Linked DNA regions of Homo sapiens: region 1 is linked to region 2. The links are chromatin loops, found by intact Hi-C in ENCODE. Cell type or tissue: prostate gland. All regions are shown on one strand. Links, peaks and the distances in the headings refer to the core of each region. The heading gives the core; the rest is flanking DNA.

Region 1 (5,377 bases), core at 283-5,282, 680 kb before region 2:
GAGTAGCAAGTCACATCTTATGTGGATGGTGGCAGGCAAAGAGAGAGCTTGTGCAGGGAAACTTCTATTTTTTTTAAACCCTCAAATCTCATGAGACTCATTCACTATCACGAGAACAGCGGCCCACGATTCAGTGACCTCCCACCAGGTCCCTCCCACAACATGTGGGAATTCAAGATGAGATTTGGGTGGGGACACAGCCAAACCATATCACTGCCCTAGCAGAGGTTCTCCATGAAGGCTCTGTCCCAGAAGCAGACTTCTGTCTGGACATCCAGGCATTTCCATACTTCCATACATTTCCTCCAAAATGTAGGCGGAGGTTCCCAGACTCAATTCTTGACTTCTGCACACCTGCAGGCCCAACACCATATGGAAGCTGCCAAGGCTTTGGGGCTTACACCCACTGAGGCAATGGCCTGAGCTATACGTTGGCCCCTTTAGCCACAGATGGAGTGGCTGGGATGCAGGGCACCAAGTCCCAAGGTTGCACATAGCAAGAGGGCCCTGGACCTAGCCCAGGAAACCACTTTTCCCTCCTAGTCTTCAGGGACTGTGATGGGTTGGGCTGCTGTGAAGGTCTCCGACATGTCCTAGAGACATTTTCTCCATTGTCTTGGTGATTAACATTCAGCTCCTTGTTACTTATGCAAATTTCTTCAGTGTGCTTGAATTTCTCCCCAGAATAAGGGTTTTCTTTTCTATTGCATCATCAGGCTGCAAGTTTTCCAAACTTTTATGCTCTGCTTCCTCTTGAATGCTTTGCTGCTTAAAAATTTCTTCCACCAGATACCCTAAATCATCCCTCTCAAGTTCAAAGTTCCACAGATCTCTAGGGCAGGGACAAAATGCCACCAGTCTTGTTGCATAGCAAGAGTGACCTTTACTCCAGTTCCCAAGAAGTTCCTCATCTCCATCTGAGACCACCTCAGCCTGCACTTTATTGTCCATATCACCATCAGCATTTTGGTCAAAACCATTTAAAAAGTCTCCAGGAAGTTCCAAACTTTCCCACATCCTCCTGTCTTCTAAGCCGTCCAAATCTCTAGGAAATTCCAAACTTTCCCACATTTTCCTGTCTTCTTCTGAGCCCTCCAAACTGTTCCAGTCTCTGCCTGTTACCCAGTTCCAAAGTCGTTTCTACATTTTTGGGTATCCTTATAGCAGCAACCCACTCTCTGCGGTACCAATTTACTGTATTAGTCCGTTCTCATGCTGCTATGAAAAAATACCCGAGACTGAGTAGTTTATTTTTATTTTATTTATGTATTTATTTTGAGACACAGTTTCATTCTTGCCTAGGCCGGAGTGCAGTGGCATGATCTCAGCTCACTACAACCTCTGCCTCCCAGGTTCAAGCGATTCTTGTACCTCAGCCTCCCTAGTAGCTGGGATTACAGGTCCACACTAACACACCTGTCTAATTTTTGTATTATTAGTAGAGATGGAGTTTCACCATGTTGGCCAATCTGATCTTGAACTCCTGACCTCAAGTGATCCGCCCACCTTGGCCTCCCAAAGTGCTTGGATTACAGGCTTGAGCCACTGTACCCAGCCAGAGACTGGGTAATTTATAAACGGAAGAGGTTTAATGGACTCACAGTTCTACAGGGCTGGAGAAGCCTCAGGAAGCTTACAATCATGGCAGAAGGGGAAGCAAACATGTCCTTCTTCACATGGTATCAGGAAGGAGAAGTGCTGAGCAAAGAGGGGTGGGAAAGTGCCTTATAAAACCATCAGATCTCATGAGAACTTACCATCACAAGAACAGCATGAGGGTAACCACCCGCATGATTCAATTACCTCCCACCAGGTCCTTCCCATGACACATGGGGATTATGGAAACTACAATTCAAGATGAGATTTGGGTAGGGACATAGCCAAACCATATCACTGGTCTACCGTTCTCTGTCAGTCTACAGGAGGCAAAGCAAGGCTGACAGAAGGATGCTCCTTCAGGAGGAAGCAGCAGTAAAAGCACTTTGAATCAAGATAAATGGGAAGCCACCCCAATAAACACATTTTAGATATTTTAGAAAAAGAAAGAAATACACACACAAATTGAAAATAACAATTGTTGGCAAGAATGTGGAGAGATTGGAACTCTTGTGCACTGTTGGTGGAATGTAAAATGGTGTAGCTACTGTGGAGAACAGTATGGTGCTTCCTCAAAAAACTAACCATAGAATTACCATACAATCCCACAATTCCACTTCTAGATATATACCCAAAAGAACTGAAAGCAGAGGCTCAGACAGATGTTTATACACAGCAGCATTATTTACAACAGCCAAAAGTGGAAGCAACCCTAATGTTCATCAACTGTTGAATGAATAAACAAAATGTGGTATACACAGAGAATGGAGGATTATGCAGCCTCAAAAGGGATGAAAATTCTGACTGCAGCATGAATGAACCTTGAAGACATTATGCTAAGAGAAATAAGGACAAATACTACATGATTCCACTTATATTAGGTAGTGAGGGTAGTCAAATTCATAGAGACAGAAAGTAGAATGGTTGCCACTGAGGACAGGGTGGAGTGAAGAGTTGTTTAATGGGCAAGAAGTTTCAGTTTGGAAGATGAAAGAAGTTCTAGAGATGGATGGTAGTGATGGTTGCACAGCAATGAATATACTTAATGCCATAAAACAGTACACTTAAAAACTATTTGAGCCTGTAATCCCAGCACTTTGGGAGGCCGAGGCGGGTGGATCACGAGGTCAGGAGATCGAGACCATCCTGGCTAACATGGTGAAACCCCATCTCTACTAAAAATACAAAAAAAAAAAAAAATAGCCAGGCGTGGCACTGTGCGCCTGTAGTCCCAGCTGCTGGGGAGGCTGAGACAGGAGAATGGCGTGAACCTGGGAGGCGGAGCTTGCAGTGAGCGGAGATCGCGCCATTGCACTCCAGCCTGGGTGACAGAGCAAGACTCGGTCTCAAAAAAAAAAAAAAAAAAAAAAATTTGAATGGTACATTTTTATATTATGAATATTTTACCACAGTAGAAGAAAATAAAACAACTCTACCCTCAGGTATTTGCATGTCTGCCTCCTACTTATTCTTCACTTTTCTGCTGAAATAGCATGTCCTCAGGGAAGCCTCTCCTATTGCTCTATGTAATTTCCTTGTAGAACATATCACTGTCTGAAATTACCTTTTTTATACGTGCTATCATCTGTCTTCTCCATTGGAATATAAGCTTTTCGAGCATAAGATCTTTGCTTTATTCAAAGCTGTATCCTAACACTTCGTTTTTGTCACATGGTAGCTATTCAGTGAATACTTGCGGAACAGTGTACTGAGAAAAAAGAAAGGGCTCCACCTGGAGGTTGTGTTAGTAAATGTACTTTGTGGGAATTTTAAATGTACAATACTCAAAAGTAAAAATCAAACTGAACATTTAACTTCAAAGCAGTATTAGCCGTGATAGTGGAGTGAGAAGTCATGAAGAAAAGTGTACAAGCACCTCTGTGTAAAATATTTCCCTTTTCACATCAACTCCCTGCTTAGGTTCCCAATTCCCAGGACCTCAGCAGTTCCCGTATTTCCTTTCTATGTATCGCCTGTTCATTTACCTACCGTCAATGGCTGCTTTGGTGCTACAATGCCAATATAGAGTGATTGGAAAAAGACTGCATGGCCCACAAGCCTAAAATATTCACTATCTGGCCTTTTACAGAAAAAGTTTACCAACCAACCAATGATGTAGGTAAAGATAATAGACTAGAGATATTGTCTACTCTTCTCTGAGAACTTTCATGATAGTCATTCAAGTCAATCAAGAAATGTTTATTGGGATTGGAGACTATTATTCTAAGTAACTCAGGAATGGAAAACTGAACATTGCATGTGCGTACGTTCTCACTCATAAGTAGGGGCTAAGCTATCAGTATGCAAAGGCTTAACAGTGGACTTTGGGGACTCAGGGGAAAGGGTGGGAAGGGGGTGAGGGATAAAAGATTGCAAATTGGGTTCAGTGTGTACTGCTTCGGTGATGGGTACACCAAAACTTCACAAATCACCACCAAAGTACTTACTCATGTAACCAAATACCACCTGTTCCCCAAATCTTAGGGAAATAAAAAATTAATTAAAAAACAAGAGAAATGTTTACTGAGTTCCTACTATGTTTCCAGCACTGCGTTAGTCACTAGGGATAGAACAGTGAATGAAATAGAAATACCTGCTGTTATGAAGCTCACTTTCTAGACGGAGGAGGACAAATAATAAACAATAAACAAATAAATAATGTATGTTAGACGGTGAGAAGGGTTACAGACAGATGCATAGTAAGAAGTAATCAGGAAGGCAAAGAAAGGTTTTGCAATTTTAAACAGAGTGGTTGGGGTAGGCCTTGTTAAGAGGTTGACATTTGAGCAAATATTTGAAGAAAGACTGAGAGGGAATGAAGATATCATCTGGGAGGAAAGTATTTCAGGTAGAGGGAACGGAGGCAGGAACATGTCTAGCGTGCTAGAGAAACACCTGGGAGACCAGTGAGGATAGCAGAAACATTCTACCTGGGTTCTCACACTCGTGTGTTCCTTTTTTTTTTTTTTTTTTTAATTTTTAGAAACATCGTCTTACTCTGTCAACCAGTCTGGAGTGCAGTGGCATGATCATAGCTCACTGCAGCCTCAAACACCGGGGCTCAAGCAGTCCTTCCACTTCAGTCTCCTAAGTAGTTGGGACTACAGGAACATGCTACTGTGCACTGCTAATATTTTATTTTTAGAGTCTGGGTCTATGTTGCCCAGGGTAGCCTTGAACTCCTGGCTTCAAGAGACCCCGCTGCCTCACCTTCCCAGAGTGCTGGGATTACAGGCATGAGCCACCATGTTTAGTCCCATGCATCCATGCATTCTTTTTTTTTTTTGAGGCAGGGTCTCATTCTGTTGCCCAGGCTGGAGTGCTGTGGCGTGATCTTGGCTCACTGCAACCTCCACCTACTGGGTTCAAGCAATTCTCCCTCCTGAGCCTCCTGAGTAGCTGGGACTATAGGCACACACCACCACACCTGGCTAATTTTTGTAATTTTTAGTAGAGACAGGGTTTCGCCATATTGGCCAGGCTGGTCTTGAACACCTGACCTCAAGTGATCTGCTCACCTCGGCCTCACAAAGTGCTGAGATTATAGACATGAGCCACCGCGCCTGGCCTCCATGCATTCTTGTTATGTGCAAATATTGACTGCTGGTTTAAGGTATCTTCCCCTTCCTGTAGGACAACATCCCAACCTTGCAGGGTATCCCTGCTCACACTATAATTAAGCCTTAGGCAGGCCAATTCACTGTTCTATCAAGCCAGCTGCTCTGTAAGATCTAGGTATATACTGAATTTTGAGAATATGAGACTTCTTTTACCATAATAT
Region 2 (5,377 bases), core at 237-5,236:
AGTCCACAGGCTCGCCCACAAGGTGGGACAGTACACCTTGTGTCCAAGAGTGAGAACCCATGGGCGTGAGGGAGTCTTGGCAGGGGTGGCATGGTGTGAAATCTGTTTTTATTTAATTCAAGATGGAGTCTGCTTATAATGCAATTTTGAATAACTTTTTATTTATTCCATCTTATTCTACAAAATATGTTTCTTATGAAAAGATAACATATCAAGGGATATAAGGTAAAACAAAAGCCTGGGTAAGATTAGCATGCATATAGAAACAGAACTATCATTTGACCCAGCAATCCCATTACTGGGTATATACCCAAAGGAATAGAAATCATTCTACCATAAAGACACATACATGCATGTGTACATTGCAGCACTATTCGCAAGAGCAAAGACATGGAATCAACCTAAATGCCCATCAGGGACAACAGATAGAATTTTTTTATTTAAAAAAAAATTTTTTTTATTTTTATTTATTTATTTTTTTGAGACAGAGTCCCCCTCTGTCACCCAGGCTGGAGTGCAGTGGTGCGACCTCGGCTCACTGCAAGCTCCACCTCCCAGGTTCACACCATTCTCCTGCCTCAGCCTCCTGAGTAGCTGGGATTACAGGTACTTGGCAATTTTTTGTATGTTTAGTAGAGACGGGGTTTCGCCGTGCTAGCCAGGATGGTCTCGATCTCCTGACCTCGCGATCTGCCTGCCTCGGCCTCCCAAAGTGCTGGGATTACAGGCGTGAGCCACCACACCCGGCCAGATAGAATTTTTAAAAGTGTGGTACATATACACCATGGAATACTATGTTGTTCTGTATGGAATACTATGCAGCCAAAAAAGAATGAGATCATGTCTTTTATAGGAACATGAATGGAGCTGGAGGCCATTATCCTTAGAAAACGAATACTGCATGTTCTCACTTGTAAGTGGGAGCTAAGGCCGGTCTCATTTGGGAGGCCGAGGCAGGCAGATCACGAGGTCAGGAGATCGCGAGACCATCCTGGCTAACACGGTGAAACCCCGTCTCTAGTAAGAAATACAAAAAATTAGACGGTCCTGGTGGCGGTGCCTGTAGTGCCAGCTATTCCAGAGGCTGAGGCAGGAGAATGGCGTGAACCTGGGAGGTGGAGCCTGCAGTGAGCCGTGATGGCGCCACTGCACTCCAGCCTGGGCGACAGAGGGAGACTCTGTTTCAAAAAAATAAAAAATAAAAATAAGCGGGAGCTAAAAGATGAGAACTCATGGACACAAAGCGGGGAACAACAGACACTGGGACCTACTTGAGAGTGGAGGGTGGGAGGAGGGAGAGGATCTGGAAAAATAACTACTGGGTAGTAGGCTTAGCATCTGGGTGACAAAATAATCTGTACACCAAACCCCCATGACACAAGTTTACCTATATAACAAACCTGCACACGGACCTCTGAACTTAAAATAAAAGTTAAAAAAAAAAAAAAAAAAAAAAGATTAGCAAGCAGAAACGCCTATACAGGGCACCAAAACTTCACTCCCCACTCAAACCTTGCTCCACACCTTCCCCATCCACATAAAGTGCACTTTAGCTCCCTGGAATTCTTCCAGTTGCCAGAATGCAGGTCTTCTCCCCAGTAGGTGGTTCGTCTTCAGGTCAGGAATGCCAGCACCCCACCTCCTTTCCCTTAGGAAACTCACACCGCCTCAGGCCTGAAGGGGACTTCTTCAAATGAAGTCCTGTCTTGTTATGTTCTCATAGCAAGGGCCCTTCCCTTCACAGCACTTTTCAGTTTGTGCATTTATCTGAGTAATAAATAAATATCTGTTACTTCCTCTAAACTGGAAGCTTCATGAGGACAGGATTCCTTCTCCTTTTGCTCCCCATCATATCTCCAGCAGCCAGCTGGCACATACGGGCACTCCGTACATACTGGTTGAATAAATGAAGCCTCCCAGCAGTCAAAGAAAAGAGAAAGGCATAATAAGTTAAAATATTTAGAAAGTCAATATATCAAGACAAACAGCTTTTCCTGCATTCTGAGTTTTAAGCAAAATTTCTCCCATGGGTCCTTAAAAACAGAACATTGTATGAATTTGTAGACATCTTTTTGTTGATGTAATAATACATTTTATTTTTTATATTTTTTTATTTTTATTTTTTGAGACAGAGTTTCACTCTTTTTTTTTTTTTTTTTTTTTTTTGAGACGGAGTCTCACTCTGTTACCCAGGCTGGAGTGCAGTGGTGTGATCTCGGCTCACTGCAACCTCCATCCCCCAGGTTCAAGTGATTCTCCTGCCTCAGCCTCCTGAGTAGCTGGGATTACAGGCGCCTGCCACCACACCCAGCAAATTTTTTTATTTTTAGTAGAGACAGGGTTTCATCGTGTTGGCCAGGCAGGTCTCGAACTCCTGACCTCAGGTGATCCACCCTCCTCGGCCTTCCAAAGTGCTGGGATCATAGGCGTGAGCCACCACGCCTGGCCTAATAACACATTTTAAACAGCTGCTTCTTAAAGCTTCCCTCAGTACAAAGATTTTGAGGGAGGCCAAATCACAATTCAGTAGAAATAATTCTACAGGACCCAAAGCAACATGATCCAGGAACACAGTTCTCTCAGGGCTCTGGTTTCATGCAAAGGTAAAACAATGTGAGAGAAATTGAGCAAGAGGGACTGCACATCCTTCAGGCCCTGCTCTGCAAGTATTTCTTCCAGTCAGGATTATGGTCTGATTGGACAGCTGAGAGGTGAAAGTTACCGTCTCTGTGAACACAGAAAGGGCAGATCCACATTCAGTCTTTGATCGTCAGCTGGAAAGGGAATGATAATTCAATTGACTATTGTTCAGGATGGAGCTTTCTTCATTCTGCTGGAGAAAGAATGAATCCTTGGTCTCATTCATTTAAGGATGACTGTGGTTCATACTCCCCTCTTGTGGCCACTTCCAAGTATACTGGCCTGTACCCAGGAGCCCAGTAAGGCAAAAGAGATATCAAATTCCTTTATATATGTTAGTTAACCTAGGAATTGCTCATTCTTTTTTTCCTTCTAGAATGTCAGACCAGTTTTTAGAAATTGGCAGATGTTGAACAGCATGTTAAAACGAGGGTCAATTGAACATATTAAATCTTCATTGGTCAATATTTTTAAATGTTTAAAAGGCTCAATATTTGGGCCAAAGAGGGTAGACAAATCACGCAAATGCATGAGAATCCTGATGGTTCCTTACACATTACCCTTCCTGAAGTATGTTTGCCTTCTCTCAATTTGGTTCTCTTCAAGTAACACATCCATAGATTTGGAATTTTGGGGGCATGTGGGAAGGAATGATCTGGTGAATGAAGCAATCAATAGAGTTGCAAATGCTCATTTTACAAATATTTAAGTACTTGCCACTGTGGGGAATCAAGGTTATACAAGAAAATGATCCCTGGTGGGGCACAATGGTTCATGTCTGTAATCCCAGCACTTTGGGAGGCTCAGGGGGGAAGATCACTTGAGCTCAGGAGTTTGAGACCATCCTGAGCAACACAGGGAGACATCCATCCCTGGAAAAAAAAAATTTTTTTTAATTAGCCAGGCCTGGTGGCTTAAGCCTGTAGTCCCAGCTACTTGGAAGGCTGAGGTAGGAGGATCGCTTGAGCCTGGGAGGTCAAGGCTGCAGTGAGCCATGATTGGCCCATGGCACCCCAGCCTGGGTGACAGAGCAAGACCCTGAGGAAGGAAGGAAGGAAGGAAGGAAGGAGGGAGGGAGGGAGGGAGGGAGGGAGGGAAGGAAGAGAGAGAGAGAGAGAAAGAAAGAAAGAGAAAGAAAGGAAAGAAGGAAAGAAAGGAAAGGAGGAAGGAAGGATGGAAGGACAGAAGGAAGGAAGGGAAAGAAAGAAAGAGGGAAGGAAGGAAGAAAGAAAAAGAAAAGCAAGGAAAGAAAGAAGGAAAGAAAAGAAAGAAAGGAAAGGAGGAAGGGAGGAAGGAAGGATGGAAGGAAGGGAAAGAAAGAAGGAAGGAAGGAAGAAAGAAAGAAAAGAAAAGCAAGGAAAGAAAGGAAAGAAGGAAAGAAAAGAAAGAAAGGAAAGAAGGAAGGGAGGAAAGAAGGAAGGAAGGAAAGAAAAGAAAGGAAAGAAAGAAAGAAAAAAGAAAGAAGGAAGGAAGGAAAGAAAGAAAAAGAAAGAAAGAAAGAAAGAAAGAAGAGAAAGAAAGAAAGAAGAGAAAGAAAGAAAGAAGAAAGAAAGAAAGAAAGAAAGAAAGAAAGAAAGAAAGAAAGAAAGAAAGAAAAGAAAGAAAGAAAGAAAGAAAGAAAGAATCCCTGTTTGAAAATATTACCTAGTAAGGGATAGAGGACTCTGTATTACACAATGAAAAGTGAAAAATGCCAGAGAAAAAATTAAATGAATATGCTATTCCCCTATGACACAGGACAGAGCCAGAGATGGGAAGTGAAGGGCAAATGAGGGTGATGAGCCACTCCTTCCGAGCCAACTCGTCCTATCGCACTTGCTCTGAGCAGAGTGTTCCAAACACTTTATCAAAAATAATACGTTATTGAAGTTCAGAGAAAGAATAACCTCTTATCAGATATAGCAAAGAAGGATTCTTGGAAAGGAGACATCTAAAGTTCGACTTTGAAAGATTGGTAAGATTTAAACATGAAGGTTTCAGGCAGAAGAAGCCACCTTAGTCAAAGGAGTGAGGCAGAAAATTACAAAGTAAGTCAAGGAAAGGAGAAAAAGTTGATGTTCACATAAGTGAAGGGAAGATATTACATAAAGTGGCAGATGGCTTTAAAATGCCTGGCTCACGAGTTTAGAATTGACTTGGTAGGCAGTGGGAAGCTATTGAAAACTTTTAAGCAGGAGAGGAACATGATGTGAATTACACTTTGAGAGGGTGAAATTGTTTAAAATAGTGTTTAAGATAGATTGGGTTGGAAAGAGAAGGAAGTCTCTGGAACTGTGCTCAAAGCTTAGTGTTCAGTGGCCCAGCCCAGCTCACAGACCCGTTTTATTTGGCACAAAGACTATTGGTCAATATTTAATAATCCCATAAAATGTTAGATTTCTGGTTTCTCTCTAAAACAGTAAAATGATCAGACAATGTTGGGCTGCCATTTCCCTGTGACAATAAAGCTACAAGAATTGAGTAGCAGCTGCCACCTTCAGATGGACTACATATTTTCCATTTCCCAAGTCCCATGCACCCCCTCTTGTCTTCCTAACACAAAGGCCATGTGTCAGCTGCCAGTCATCCCTGCCTGTGTTGGGAGAGTGTCGTTTTCTTACTTCGGGCCCCCTTCGTTAATTTCTGTGGCCTCCCTGGCCCTTGAGGGCAATTTGCATTTGTGAATGTGAGTCCAGAGGTAGGGAAAACAGTCAGACGTGAAGTGATTGGGGCTTTCATCAGGGATTAGAGCATAGGA

What was found. Hi-C counts contacts between places; a loop is a spot of excess contacts. Peaks named below come from ENCODE experiments on the same cell type or tissue, not always from the same donor. Only the 100,000 strongest peaks of a DNase experiment are listed, where the experiment ranks them.
Region 1: it touches region 2 in a loop (3-fold over the local background); 6 of 110 quality-filtered maps call a loop at or near these places.

What each region holds. Positions count from the first base shown.
Region 1 is chr4:88,217,167-88,222,543 of GRCh38, reverse strand. It overlaps a transcript of ABCG2 not described here. Among named protein-coding and RNA genes, the nearest start is that of ABCG2, 61 kb to the right of the region's middle. In prostate gland, for the core only: a CTCF peak has its summit at 3,319 (motif pointing left); a DNase peak (open chromatin) is centred at 3,303.
Region 2 is chr4:87,541,536-87,546,912 of GRCh38, reverse strand. No RefSeq gene overlaps it. Among named protein-coding and RNA genes, the nearest start is that of SPARCL1, 15 kb to the right of the region's middle. In prostate gland, for the core only: a CTCF peak has its summit at 2,910 (motif pointing left); a DNase peak (open chromatin) is centred at 2,901; H3K27ac peaks cover 1,368 bases.